Linked DNA regions of Homo sapiens: region 2 is linked to region 1. A link is a contact called in ENCODE Hi-C data. All regions are on one chromosome and are shown on one strand. The core of a region is the stretch at or near the end of the contact, and the rest is flanking DNA. Distances in the headings are between cores, read along the strand shown. Region 1 has its middle 560 kb from the start of IGFBP3. Region 2 has its middle 510 kb from the start of IGFBP3.

Region 1 (7,652 bases), core at 2,864-5,363:
AATGTTTGTGAATTATTATATATGATTCTTATTAACAGTAGTACAGTATTCATTCATATCCTTTGCCCACTTTTTGATGGGGTTGTTTGTTTTCTTCTTGTAAATTTGTTTAAGTTCTTTGTAAATTCTGGATATTAGCCCTTTGTCAGATGGATAGATTGCAAAAATCTTCTCCCATTCTGCAAGTTGCCTATTCACTCTGATGATAGTTTCTTTTACTGTGCAGAAGCTCTTTAGTTTAATTAGATCCCATTTGTCAATTTTGGTTTTTGTTGCCATTGCTTTTGATGTTTTAGACATGAAGTCTTTGCCTATGTCTATGTCTTCAATGGCATTACCCAGGTTTTCTTCTAGGATTTTTATGATTTTAGGCCTTACATTTAAGTCTTTAATCCATCTTGACTTGATTTTTGTATAAGGTGTGAGGAATGGGTCTAGTTTCAGTTTTCTGCATATAAAGAAGACATTTATGCAGCCAACAGACATATGAAAAAATGCTCATCATCACTGGTCGTTAGAGAAATGCAAATCAAAACCACAACGAGATGCCATCTCATGCCAGTTAGAATGGCAATCATTAGAAAGTCAGGAGACAACAGATGCTCTAGAGGATGTGGAGAAATAGGAACGCTTTTACACTGTTGGTGGGAGTGTAAATTAGTTCAACCATTGTGGAAGACAGTGTGGCAATTCCTCAAGGATCTAGAACCAGAAATACCATTTAACCAGCAATCCCATTACTGGGTATATATCCAAAGGATTATAAATCATTCTATTATAAAGACACATGCACATGTATGTCTATTGTGGCACTATTCACAATAGCAAATACTTGGAACCAACCCAAATGTCCATCAATTATAGACTGGATAACGAAAATGTGGCACATATTCACCATGTAATATTATGCAGGCATAAAAAAGGATGAGTTCATGTCCTTTGCAGGGACATGGATGAAGCTAAAAACCATCATTCTCAGCAAACTTTCAGAAGAACAGAAAACCAAGCACAGCATATTCTCACTCATAAGTGGGAGTTGAACAATGAGAACACATGGACACAGGGAGGGGAACATCACACACCAGGGCTTGTTGTGGGGTGGGGGCTAGGGGAGGCATAGCATTAGGAGAAATACCTAATGCAGTTGATGGGTTGATGGGTGCAGCAAACCACCATGGCACATGTTTACCTATGTAACAAAACTGCACATTCTGCACATGTACCCCAGAACTTAAAGTATAATAAATAATTTTTAAAAAGTACAGTAATGATGAAAGAATTCTACTTTCTTCCATAAAAGTAGAAATAAATCTTTTCATTCTAAAGCTTAAATTTCTCCAATTTGAATTGAGTTCATATTTAATGATTGTAATATTATAAAATGCAAACTTAAAACTGAGTTTTCCTATTTGCTGTACTAAAAAAAATTTCATTAAATTTCTGTACTAATTAGTGGTAACTTGTACAATTTGTGACTGCTTTTACATTTACAAAAATAACACCACATCTAGTATCTAGAGCTTTCCTCAGTGTATTTGAATTCTCCCGTTCATATGTGTTTAATTTGCATGTAACCTACCAGACACATAACTACTATCTATTAGGGATCAGTAAAGAAAGGAAAACGTTTCTTAAATATATTTGCATATAAGCCTTTGATGACAAGCAGATGACACCTGCAAAATCTGGAAGACAAATATGGAACAAAGTTATGAATCTAGGAGTTTCCCGAAGACACTAGCAAATTGCCTACCAAGATGTCAGCAGCAGGCAGTACTTAAGTCAAATTAACCTAGGCCACAATCTGTGCCAGGACCCTTCAGGCTCAAACTCTAATTTTCTCTGTGCGCTGAAGCAGATGTGCACCTCAGAGATGGACTCACTTCAACAAAGACCTCATAGAGCCTGGCGGGTTTTGACTACCACCTGCCGATAGCTCTCAAAGTTCAATAACTACTTTCCAACCCTCTTCAAATAACTAATCCTCCAGGGCTATTTGTGTGTGGTCAGTCTGCTTCAGAGTACCATGGGCTCCTTGGAATTGCTTTGTCCAAAGTAGAAGTCGTTCTTTCTCTCTCAACTCCTGTGTTCTCCTGCACACACAGTCTTCCTGGGAGAACACCATTTGCTCACTCCCTCACACCAGCTCCCTGGGGACTTGCCTGACTACTCCCTTTCTCTCTTACTAAGTTTGTCCATTATGCCTTCTAATAGTTCTCCAATATTCCATCTCATATTCATTCTTCTATGATTAACCTTGCTTAAACTGTTGTCATAATTTCTGTGACTACAACATAAATCTTCCAAATGGATCCTATCCTCCAAGTCTCTTTGCTCTATCCCTGAGTTGTCCAATACACTAGCCAATGGCCATATGTTGCTACTGAGCACTTGAAATGTGACTGGTGTAACCAGTTATCTGAAGTTTTAGTAGTATTTAATTGCATTAAATCAAGAAAATATAGATACTGAATTCAGTTGTTAGAAAACTTAAGAATCTCTGGTTGAGCATGGTGGCTCATGCCTGTAATCCCAGCAGTTTGGGAAGCCGAGGCAGTTGGATTGCTTGAGCTCAGGAGTTTGAGACCAGCCTGGGCAACATAGTGAAACCCTGTCTCAATCAAAAACACAGAAAATTACCTGGGCATGGTGGCATGTGCCTGTGGTCACAGCTACTCGGGAGGCTGAGGTGGAAGGATGACTTGAGCCCAGGAGGTGGCAGTTGCAGTGAGCCAAGATCACACTGCCTCACTCCAGCATGGGCAACAGAGCCAGACTCTATCTCAAAACAGAAAAACAAAAAAACAAAAGAGAGAGAAAAAAACCCTTTCAGAATCTCTGAAAAACTCCGGCATGTGAATGTACTCTTCAACTTTAAATTTAATGAAATCTAAACACAGATCGAGTAATTGTGATGAGTTTAGCATCTGTAAATAAAAATATGCTTTATGTGTAAAATACATGCAAGGTTTCAAACACCAAGTACAAGAAGAGTAAGTGTAAACTATCATTAATAAATTTGTGTACTGATGACATTTTAAATGACAAAAGTTTGAATGTATTGTGTTAAATAAATTACATTATCACATTTATTTCACTTGTTTCTTGTGGCTATTAAAGAATTTTAAAATTGCCTTTGTGGATCACACAATATTTCTATTGTTTGTTTCAACCAATCCATGTTCCACCTCTCAATCCATTGGCTGTCTCTCGATCCATATTCCACCTGCTACCAGCAAGTGAAGTGCTCTGCTGACTCTTCACTTCCTCCTTCCTGACATCTGCCTGTGGAATAGAGCCTAGTGTTCCCTGAAGCCTGACTTCTCTGCCCTGCCCTGGGCACTGCAGGTGGAAGTTTCCACATCACAACTCGAAGGCTACTAGTGGAAACACTTCCTCTCCCAACACCACCCCCCGCATGGGGCACTCTACTTAGAGGGTTGCTTTTCTGTCCCCTTCTCTGCCTCAAAGTCCTTTCCTATTACTCCTTTAAGGCAAAATAAAACAAAAACACAAAGCTGGCCAAACTGTATTTGTCATTTTAGAACCAGCTCAAGGGTGTCATTTTCTCCAAAGTGCAGTTGGTGCCACTACCTCCTCCTTGACAGGTAGATCATTGCCCTGGGCTGTGTCCCACTGGGTCGCTTTCCAAAGTAAGTCATAGTAACACCTGCATGCTATCTTTCTCCCCTACCAGGGAGCTCACTATCTCAGAAACCCAGGAAGCTCCTTTCTAAGGAAATACTTGGATGAATAAATGAACTCAACAGCAATGCCAGTGTTACTAATTCACAAAGATAAACAAAAATCCTCCTGCAGGTTGGAATGCACAGTGGTTTGACCAGGCATTTTTTTCCCATATTTGGAAAACTGGCAAAAGCAAGGCTTTATGAGATACAGGATCAGAAAAAAATGAGAGCAGGTAATCTAAAAAGCGTGGTCAGGGCAGTACAGCTGTGGTTTTTGCAAAGTAGCAATTGCTGTCCATGGGTCAATTGTCTTATCTGCCTCTGCCACAACTACTGTCTTTTCTCTGTGTTCATGGCAATTCCCTGACTCTTTGGCCAATGCATTATCTTTAAAGATATTTAAACATATACAATCCAGCCTTGTTAGCCTGAGGTCCATTCTGCCTTTTCTGAGTAGTTTTTTATCAACCTACCACCTGAGTCACTAACCACTTACTATAAATTTACATCAATCACATTTCCTCCATTCCTGAGTTTATGTGGCCACGTGATAAACAGGCTCATACATTGGTGTGTCTCATCGCAATTTTTAATGTTTAAAAAAAGGGTGTAAATGCTTAAAATCATATTTTCTAAATAAGTGAAACAAATGTTAAGCTTTTAAAAAATTTCGATTTCTTACTTACAAAATTTATTTGTTCTTAATTGCTGAGAGTTTGAAATCTGTGCCTGTCTGAATCTTTCATTCACATGGACATAGACATTATCATCCAACATGAAGTGACAAGGCATTTGACAGAGTGAACATGGAGGAAGGCCACTCTTATCAGTGTGAAAGATAGTTGCATCCTATGAGGATAGAAGACACAGAAGATAAAATCTGAAATACAATAAATATGCACTTGTTTATATTTTTCTCTTCTATAATTACCATAGTGACCTCTTACCTGATAAAAATGTCAACAGAGATGGTAGAAGATGGGTCTCAGCTGTGCTCTCAACAGATTCAACATGCAGAAAACTAGTTTTCAGGGTCACAAAAGTTTAACTCATTTAATGAGCTTATTCTTACATGCCATTATTGAATTAAAAGCATGATTTAGTACTGCAGGGTGGAAAAAAGCAAACTGCATTGCTTTGACAGATAAATTCCTCTCTAGCTTCTTTTAGCAATTCCTAGCATTTGGAATCGCTTCCTATTTAATATTTTTTGTTGTCCTTTTTCATTTTTATTCTCAGTAGTCATTCTAAATGTCTTTTTAAACTCATAATGATTTAAACTCCTAGGAGGCTGTGTGAACTTTGACAAATGACTCAACCTTCCTGGATGTCAATTAAACACTACATATTTGCTGGGCTTTAACAATCTAAATAAGATTTTATTCTTCCTTTACAGATACCTTGACATCTCTTATTCTTCCACGTCTTCATAAATTGTATGTCTAACTTTCTCTGTTGGGATGTTTGCACCAATAACACAACAGTGGTTCTCTGACTTGAGTGTGCCTTAGAATGAGCTGGAAGTCTTGACACAACGCAGGCTGCTGGGCCCAGTCCTGAGGTTCTGACTCACTAGGTCTCGGGTGGGGCCTGAAAACTCGTGTTACTCACCAGCACCCAGGAGCTGCTGATGCTGCTGATGTGGCTACCACAGTTTCAGAACCACTGCAATACAGACATCTTCTCAAGGGTGCAGAACACAGAGCTTAAAAGATGTTTGCATGCTTTACAAACATATTAAGATCCAAATGTCCATAAAGAAAGATGTTCATCTCCTTACCTTTTAACTGATGTCCAGATCACCTATTCAGGTTATCTTTGGACTCGGAGATGAGGTGATACATGTGGAGAATTTTCAAACAGTAAAAGCAAGTGATATGCATGGAAGGGAACATGACCATCAGTAGCCAGTCATGACTAATTCTGAAATTTAATCTTTCAAGGCTCCCTCATTCCTCCTTTTGTCTTTGACTCTGCTCTTCTTACCTGCCGGGTGTAAAGGCAAACAGCACCTCTTTGAGCTCAGATGTGTTCTTTACTGGCTGGGAGGCCATGGGCACCTTACCTCAGTTCTCCCAGTGGAAGAACTCCCATAGAGACACTAGATGGTTTGTGAGGGAACCCCAGCTTTGATTTCATGACTCCTGCATTTGTATTTTTAAGTATAAATTACTGTCAAGTAAACTCTTCTTCACACAGAATGTGAAATTCATCTATCCTTCTGCCCACTCATGCATTTATTTATGTATTAATTTAAGAAATATTGATTGATGGCCAGGTATGGTGGCTCACACCTGTAATCCCAGCACTTTGGGAGGCTGGGGCAGGTGGATCAGTTGAGGTCAGGAGTTCGAGACCATCCTGGAAAACATGGTGAAACTCCATCTCTAGTAAAATTACAAAAATTGGCTGGGTGTGGTGGCACACATGCCTGTAATCCCAGCTACTCAGTAGGCTGAGGCAGGATAATTGTTTGAACCCAGGAGGCAGAGGCTGCAGTGAGCAGAGATCATACCACTGCACTTCAGCCTGGGTGACAGCAAGACTTTGTCTCAAAAAAAAAAAAAAAAAGAAAGAAAGAAAAATATTGAAATATTGATTGATTATCTGCTTACATGTAGAAAATATGTGCTTTGGAATTTTAAAATATTAAGAAGAAACTTCACCTTTAGCTTTATTAGACTTAATTGCGAGTATTTCTATTCTTTCTTTAATCTCTCAATTTTAATGATTTTGACATTTGAAGCTGGGATCATCTTACTGGATCTCTCATCATTCTGTCACCTTAAATTTAGCAATATGATTATCTTCTCCAATGACAGAACATTTCAAGTGGGAACTGAGCCATGGCAGAGCTACAGTGTGTTGGCATGGCCCCCTTCCTTTCACTATCATCACCATTGTCATCATTGTATGGTTTAATATCTCAACATACATAAAAGCAAATAACGGAGCTAGCATCCTGCCCATTTTACCCCTGAGATGTTCCAAAATTCTGTGTTTAAAAACCTGTAAAATGAATGATTCAACATCTGTGACAGTCCTTTTATCTGCTGGTTTAGAAAGCACAGTAGTACTTTCCTGTCTCTCTAAGAGTTAATTTGTGCAAGCTGCTGGTATCACTTTAATATATATTTTCTGTCCCAAACAAAACCACATGAAGATCCCGTTCTAAATTTTGCCAGGGACCCATGTAAAGCTTCTCAACTCACAGATCATAGCCTCCAACATTCTGTTTTTGGAAAATTCTTCTTGATTTATGAGAGATGCCCAGTACTGGTTTTACTAAGATGTTGGCCAGGATGAAAAGAGTAACAACAACAACAACACCTATCAGAACGTGCTTTCAAGTTTCTAAAAGATTAATAGTCATTCTCACAGTCTTCTCTCTTCATAGAACTATGAGGTTGATAAATTTTCTGGCTTCTCCCCAGAGAAATAACTTGGTCAAAACACTCAGGAAGGGGTAAGCCAAAACATCAACTTGGATCTTTCCATCCCAGACCTTGTACTAAATGAAGGAAGTAAAATAGGATCAGGTGATTCTCTTTTTCATATTGTCTCTGAGAAAAAGTAAGTGAAATAAACTTAAGTTTTGGGGACCTGGACACTAATCAGCTTGTTTTTGTTTTGGTATTTTGTTTTTTAATTACAGATGTTTATTATTTCTTTCATTATTTCACCAAACCAAGTTTTTCTTAAAACCAAGATCTATTGCCTTGGTCTAAAATAAAAATAAAAGTAAAACAAATAGTATCATTTTATGTAAATAGCAGACTTGGGATACTTAAGATTGAAATTCTTGCCAGAATCATAAATCACTGACAGAAAATAATGGTCTTTTTATTACTTTAAAAATTAAACTAACATCTAGGCTATTTAAATGTTAATAAAAGTGAGTTTGGAAGGGTTGGAGTTTATTTCAGAGAAAATTTTTTCTTTCTTTACTTTTTTTTTTTTTTT
Region 2 (7,652 bases), core at 2,239-4,738, 53 kb before region 1:
GGTACAGCCTCCCTCCTGGCTGCTTTCACAGGCTGGTGTTGAGTGTCTGCAGCTTTTCCAGGCACACGGTGCAAGCTGTTGGTGGATCTATCATTCTGGGGTCTGGCGGACGGTGGTCTTCTTCTCACAGCTCCAGTAGGCAGTGCCCCAGTAGGGACTCTGTGTGGGGGCTCTGATCCCACATTTCCATTCCACACTTCTCTGGCAGAAGTTCTGCTTGAGGACCCTACCCCTTCAGCAAACTTTTGCCTGGGCATCCAGGCATTACCATACATCTTCTGAAATCTAGACAGAGGTTCCCAAACCTCAATTCTTGACTTCTGTGCACCTGCAAGCTCAAAACCACATGGAAGCTGCCAAGGCTTGGGGCTTCCACCCTCTGAAGCCTCAGACTGAGCTCTATGTTGGCCCCTTTCAGCCATGGCTGTAATGGCTGGGACACAGGGCACCAAGTTCCTAGGCTGCACACAGCATGGAGACCCTGGGCCCTGCCCACAAAACCACTTTTTCCTCCTGGGCATCAGGGCCTGTGATGGGAGAGTCTGCCATGAAGGCCTCTAACATGGCCTGGAGACATTTCCCCCATGGTCTTGGGGATTAACATTAGGTTCCTTGCTACTATGCAAATTTCTGTAGCCAGCTTGAATTTCTACTCAAAAAATGGGTTTTTCTTCTCTACTGCATTGTTAGGCTGCAAATTTTCTGAACTTTTATGCTCTGTTTCCCTTTTAAAATGGAATGCTTTTAACAGCACCCAAGTCACTTTTTGAATGCTTTGATGCTTGGAAATTTCTTCCTCCGGCCAGGCGCGGTGGCTCACCCCTGTAATCCCAGTACTTTGGGAGGCTGAGGCGAGTGGATCACGAGGTCAGGAGATCAAGTCCATCCTGGCTAACACAGTGAAACCCCGTCTCTACTAAAAATACAAAAAAATTAGCCGAGTGTGGTGGAGGGTGCCTGTAGTCCCAGCTACTCGGGAGGCTGAGGCAGGAGAATGGCGTGAACCTGGGAGGTGGAGCTTGCAGTAAGCCGAGATCGCACCAATGCACTACAGCCTGGGTGACAGAGCGAGACTCCATCTAAAAAAAAAAAAAAAAAAAAGGAAATTTCTTCTTCCAGTTACCCTAAATCATCTCTCTCAAGTTCAAAGTTCCACACATCTCTAGGGGAAGGGCAAAATGCTGCCAGTCTCTTTGCTAAAACACAACCAGAGTCACCTTTGCTACAGTTCCCAACAAGTTCCTCATCTCCATCTGAGACCACCTTAGCCTGGACCTTATTGTTCTTATCACTACCAACATTTTTTTTCAAAGCCATTCAACAAGTCTCTAGGAGGTTCCAAACTTTCCCACATTTTCTTTTTTTCTTCTGAGCCCTCCAAACTGTTCCAGCCTCTGCCTATTATGTAGTTCCAAAGTCGCTTCCACATTTTTGGGTATCTTTTCAGCAACGCCTCACTCTACCAGTACCAATTTACTGTATTAATTCATTTTCTCGCTGCTAATAAAGACATACCCAAAACTAGGAACAAAAACAGGTTTAATTGGACTTACAGTTCCACAGGGCTGGGGAGGCCTCAGAATCATGCTGGGAAGTGAAAGGCACTTCTTACATGATGGTGGCAAGAGAAAAATGAGGAAGAAGCAAAAGCAGAAACCCCTGATTAACCTGTCAAATCCTGTGAGACTTATTTACTATCAGGAGAATCACACAGGAAAGCCCAGCCCCCATGATTCAATTACCCCCCTGGGGCCCCTCCCACAACACGTGGGAATTCTGGGAGATACAATTCAAGGTGTGATTTGGGTGGGGAAACAAACCATATCACAAGACTGACAGAGAAAAAAAAAAGAAGGCATAAATTATTAATCTCAGGCATGAAAGAGGGAATATCACCATAGTCACTGAAGACATCAAAAGAATAATAAGGGAATACTATCAACAACTCTATACATATCTATTTGACAATTTAGATGACATAGACCAATTCAAAACTGTAATAACTCATCTAATATGAAATAGATAATCTGAATAACACTATATTAGGAAAATTATAATGTATGATTTAATAACTACACCCCATACCTCCAAAATGTCCAAGCCAAGATGATTTCACTGGAGAATTCTACAAAACATTTAAAGAAAAATTAACACTAACTGTACATAATCCCTTCCTGAAATTATGATAAAAAATTCGGAATTATTTTTATGAAGGTAGTATTACCCCGATACTAAAACCAAAGATGGTATGAAAGAAAAAAAGAAAGAAAATGAAACTATAAGTTATATCATTCATAAACATGGATGAAAATTCTTAACCAGATATTAGTCAACAGAATTCACCAATATATAAAAAGAATTATACACATGGGGCTTATTCCAGGAATGCAAGAGTGGTTCAATATTTACAATTAACCAGTGTAATCCATTATTTTAGTAGCTGAACGAAGTAAAAGTTCTACCTAAAGCATCTTCCAAATGCAAATTGAATGCCACTTTTTTGCTTGAATTTTTGATGTTTCAAGAGAGCATTACAGAAAGTATTTACCAAAGCCCTTGACCTTAGTATGCAGGGTCCTTGGTCCTCTGCCACGCTGTCATTTTCCCTCTGCCACATGCACATGCTGTCACCCTGTGCTTCACACTGCTTTTCTAGAACCATCTGAGCATGGTTCCAATTTATCATTCCACATTGTATTATACAGTCTTCTGACTCTTTCCATTTCAGCAATTTCTCAAGCCAAACTACATAATGATAACCTAATTTCCTTCAACTTTAGCAGTACTCAAAGAATGTTATATTTCACATTGCTACAATTCACTGAAGCTGATCTAGTGTCCTGAAAAGAGAGAGGAATAAAAGATACTGGTATCTGAAGGTGGCACACCCGATGCTGAGATATTCTCTTTTGCATAAACTCATGGAGGGCTTACACTGATCTTTGCATTAACAGCCTAAGTATATAGATGGGAAACAGATTCACAGAGGCAAACACAGGACAAAACAGTGGCTTTGTATCTGTCTAATTTTACTTTCCACAGTCTTTCCACCTTGGCATTTTCTTTTCAATTAAGGTTTATTGAGTGCTAGAAAAGAGAAAGGGGTAAACACTCTGGGTGGGATGTAATTTAGATTCCACATCTATGCCTGGCTTGCTGAGAAATTATGCTTTAATGCTTAATATAGTGCCAGGAGGCACCCTATAGGTAACTGATAATGCTGATGACCCTGTAATGCATTCCTCTGCTCCCCTCACCATCCCATCTTTGACTCAGCTCTGGGTGTCTGCTTCATGCCTGCCTTTCATTCTCTGGTGACGTCCAGTTATCATGTCAGAGGACACTCCTCTCCTCATCCCTCCCTTGGAGATAGCTACCTCATTCCACCCTTTAGGTAACCATTGTGGTCAAATGCATCATGGAACTATTAGATATACATCTTAAATCAACATATTTACCAGGCTCAAGGGGCAACATTGCTCAATATCCTCTTAAGAAATAAACATGAACAAATTCCTTGTGAGAAAGTGATTTACGGTTTAAAGTTTCTTTTAACAGGAAACATGTTGTGACTTCTCTCCTCCAGCCCATCCACGACTGTTGGGGAGTCTTCCACGGGGGCTGACCTTGGCCTGGAAGGTGTTCTTTAAACATAAACACAAGCTGAAAGGGTAACCAAGGCTAGATTAGCTCTTAAGCAAACCAACAATTTCAGAAACAAAAATAAAAATACAGCCTTGTGTATAAAATTATTGATTTTCTCAGCAGTGGACACAAAACATTGCCTAAAAGGTTGGAAATAATCCCCATAAAGATCTATGCAAAATGATGCTCTTGGAGCAGACGTGGGCCAGAAAGATCTTAACATCTTTGAGCAAACACACTGATGAAGAATAAAAGCTAAACATTTTCACTACAAAATATATTGACCTTAATTGTAATCTTTATCAACTTTTCTTATTACTGAACTGATACCATTTCATGTATAAATGTAAAAATCATGGCTAATTCCACCACCCAGAGATAACAACAAAGTTTATTTGCTATTTGCGTATGCTTACATATAATACATTAATATACATACTATTACATAAAATGTTTAATATTTAATTTCCACATACTTGTAAATGTACATACATAAAAGAGATTATATGGTGATATGGTTAGGCTTTATGTCGCTGCCGAGACCAGCTCGGTCAGGGAGACCCTAACCCAGCGGCGCTAGAGGAATTAAAGACACACACACACAGAAATATAGAGGTATGAACTGGGAAATCAGGGGTCTCACAGCCTTCAGAGCTGAGAGCCCCAAACAGAGATTTACCCACGTATTTATTAACAGCAAGCCAGTCATTAGCATTGTTTCTATAGATATTAAATTAACTAAAAGTATCCCTTATGGGAAACAAAGTGATGGGCCGAATTAAAGGAATAGGTTGGGCTAATTAACTGCAGAAGGAGCATGTCCTTAAGGCACAGATCACTCATGCTATTGTTTGTGGCTTAAGAAGGCCTTTAAGCGGTTTTCCGCCCTGGGTGGGCCAGGTGTTCCTTGCCCTCATTCCCGTAAACCCACAACCTTCCAGCTTGGGCGTTAGGGCCATTATGAACATGTTACAGTGCTGCAGAGATTTTGTTTATGGCCAGTTTTGGGGCCAGTTTACGGCCAGATTTTGGGGGGCCTGCTCCCAACAGTCCCCGTCAAAATCTCATGTTGAATTGTAATCCCCGTAATCCTCATAATGCCTGTGTATCAAGGGAGAGACCAGGTGGAGGTAATTGAATTATGGGGGTGGTTTCCCCAATGCTTTTCTCATGAGAGTGAGTGAGCGCTCAAATATCTGATGGTTTTTAAGGGGCTCTTCCCCCTTTGCTTGGCCATTCTCCTTCTTGCCGCCTTGTAAAGCAGGTGCTTGGCTTTCCCTTCGCCTTCTATCATGATTGTAAGTTTCCTGAGGCTTCCCCAACCATGCAGAACTGTGAGTCAATTAAACCTCTTTCCTTTATAAGTTACCTAGTCTCGGGCAGCTCTTTATAGCAGTGTGAAAACAGATGAACACATATGGCATACACTGTTTTGCAATGTGCCCTTTATGTATTTGCTGAGTTTCTTCTTAATTCATAATGGGTGAGATCTCCACTTTATATAGAAAAAAAGTGGTCCAAATATACATTATATTATTTTAATTTTAAATTATCTTTGACCCATAGATTTTTACTTTAGTACATGAGTCTAACAATGTTACCCATTATTGTATCTATTTTTGGTAGAAAGCTAGAAAGTAATACAAATGCACAGAAAAGGCATATATAAAAATTGCTTAATGATGTTAGATAGGCTGATGGGTATCTAAATATACACATCTAAATATATTTGTGCATCTATGCATGCATGTAAGAGTATCAAATTTTGAGCAAAATTTGTTGGCATTCACCTTTTTATAATTTGTTTTATAGTACACTATAGTGTTAGTCTGTATCATTGATTAGTTTGATTTTATCAATCTAGCTCAATATTGTTTATCACATACAGATTTATAACATAAAGCCTACACATGGCATTTTCTCCATAAGGAACCTTCTTTCTCAGATGTTCCTTTGTTTTTCTTTTATGAATTTGATTTTACAGGAAGGTAAATATGAGTTTATAAAGTTACAAATATATCTCATTGGGATGTTATCACAAACAAGAACAGAAACAAAACAAAATGAAACCTCAATATGTGAACTGATTTGGAAACAGTCTTCCTTTTTAAACCACTGATTCATATTATTTACAAACACTATCTGTTTCTACTGACTCTTTTATTAATTTATTCAAACTCTTTACAAATCTTAGAAAAGAATTTTTTTGAAAATCATGTTAAATTATTTCTATATTTATTTTTTATTGCTGTTGAAAATATGAATATCAATCTATTATATTATATAGTGAGTTATTACTGGCAAGTGTATATTATTTTCTGATCACCTACTTTATTTAATTTTGTTCTTGGCTCTAGTTGTTTCTCTTTATTTTTTCCTTCCAAAATGACAATTAAATTAGGATAATTTTTTGTCCTTTACAGCTTTTAAAAATTGTAGTTCTTGATTATTTTTTGTATGTATGATTCCTTGTTCTGACAATAGTGAGTTGTGATTCTAAGACATTTGGGACAGATGTTAAAATAATTGTATCATACCACTTGATCATCTCAAACAATTGGTTTAATTTTAGATCTTTATTCTTTTCTAATATATGTATTTTATGCTATGAGTTTCCATCTAAGTGCTTATTTTCTTGTATCCTGCAAATTTTGATAAGTTATGTATTAAAAAAATTTTTTTTGGAGACAGAGTCTTGCTCTGTTGCCTAGGCTGGAGTGCAGTGGTGCAATCTTGGCTTACTACAACCTCTGTCTCCTGGGTTCAAGTGATTCTCGTGCCAGAGTAGCTGGGATTACAGGCATGCGCCACTACACCTGGGGAATTTTTGTATTTTCAGTAGAGACAGGGTTTCACCATGTTGGCCAGGCTGATCCCGAACTCCTGGACTCAAGTGATCCACCTGCCTGAGCCTTCCAAAGTGCTGGGATTACAGGTGTGAGCCACCAGGCCTGGCCTAATAGTTTATATTTTCATTTTCATTTAGTTCAAGATCTTTTTACAACTTTTCTTGAGACTTCTTTGATCCATGTATTATTCAGAACTGTGTTGTTTAAACTTAAAATATTTGGGGATTTTCCATTTATCTTTCTGTTATTAATTTGTAGTACAATTCCATTGTGGTCTGAGTGCATGCTTCATACGACTTCTACTCTTCTAAATTTGTTAAGGTGTTTTTCTACTCCTTTAAATTTATTAATGGTGCTGCTGAGTTCTACTATGTCTTCACTGATTTTCTGCCTACTAGGTCTGTTCATTTCTAATAGACAGTGTTGGAGTCTCCAGCTATGATAGTGGATTCATCTATTTCGATGTGCAGTTCTATCTGGTTTTGCCTCATGTATTTTGGTGCTTTGTTGTTAGGTACATACGTTTTAAGGACTGTTATATCTTCTTGGAGAGCTGACTCCCTTATCATTTTGTAATGTCCCCCTTTGTCACTAATAAACTAGCTTGCCCTGAAATCTGCTCTTCTGAAATTAATATAGCTATTCTAGCTTTCTCTCAATTAGCATTATCATGGTATATACTCTCCCATCCCTTTACTTTTAATTTTCCTGTGTCTTCATATTTAAAATGTGTTTTAAATATAACTCTTATAAGCTCTTATAAGCTCTGTCTTTTATTTGGTGTATTTAGGCCATTCACATTTAATATAATATAGTATTTATATGCATATACTTGTAACTGTTTTATATTTGTTGTTTGCGTTCCCTTTTTCTTTTTCTGTCTTTCACTCTTTTCTGCTTTTCCTGTATTTAACTGAGTATTTTATATGCTCCGTTTTATCTCTTCTCTTATCAATTATATTTCTTTTTTTAATTTATTTGGTGATTGTCCTAGAGTTTGCAATATGCATTTACAATTAATCTAAGTTCACTTTCGAAAAACAGATATCATTTCACAAGTAGTGCAGTTACCTTATAAGTGAATATTTTCAATATCTTCCTCCTATCCCTAATAACATTCCTTCATTCATTTAAATGCTTATCTACATTATAATCACT

The links. Hi-C counts contacts between places; a loop is a spot of excess contacts on that map.
Region 2: a map of PC-9 shows a loop between it and region 1 (5-fold over the local background). The contact joins two enhancer-like sites. A Hi-C loop is called at or near these places in 3 of 168 maps with a recorded cell type or tissue (PC-9, Right ventricle myocardium inferior and heart right ventricle).

Annotation. Positions count from the first base shown.
Region 1 is chr7:46,481,783-46,489,434 of GRCh38, forward strand. No RefSeq gene overlaps it. Among named protein-coding and RNA genes, the nearest start is that of IGFBP3, 560 kb to the left of the region's middle. Within about 2 kb of position 4,114, at least 3 of the 41 ENCODE cell types and tissues checked have a DNase peak (open chromatin) inside an H3K27ac peak, as active enhancers do; they include PC-9, where a contact is called at or near this core.
Region 2 is chr7:46,429,468-46,437,119 of GRCh38, forward strand. No RefSeq gene overlaps it. Among named protein-coding and RNA genes, the nearest start is that of IGFBP3, 510 kb to the left of the region's middle. Within about 2 kb of position 3,489, at least 2 of the 41 ENCODE cell types and tissues checked have a DNase peak (open chromatin) inside an H3K27ac peak, as active enhancers do; they include PC-9, where a contact is called at or near this core.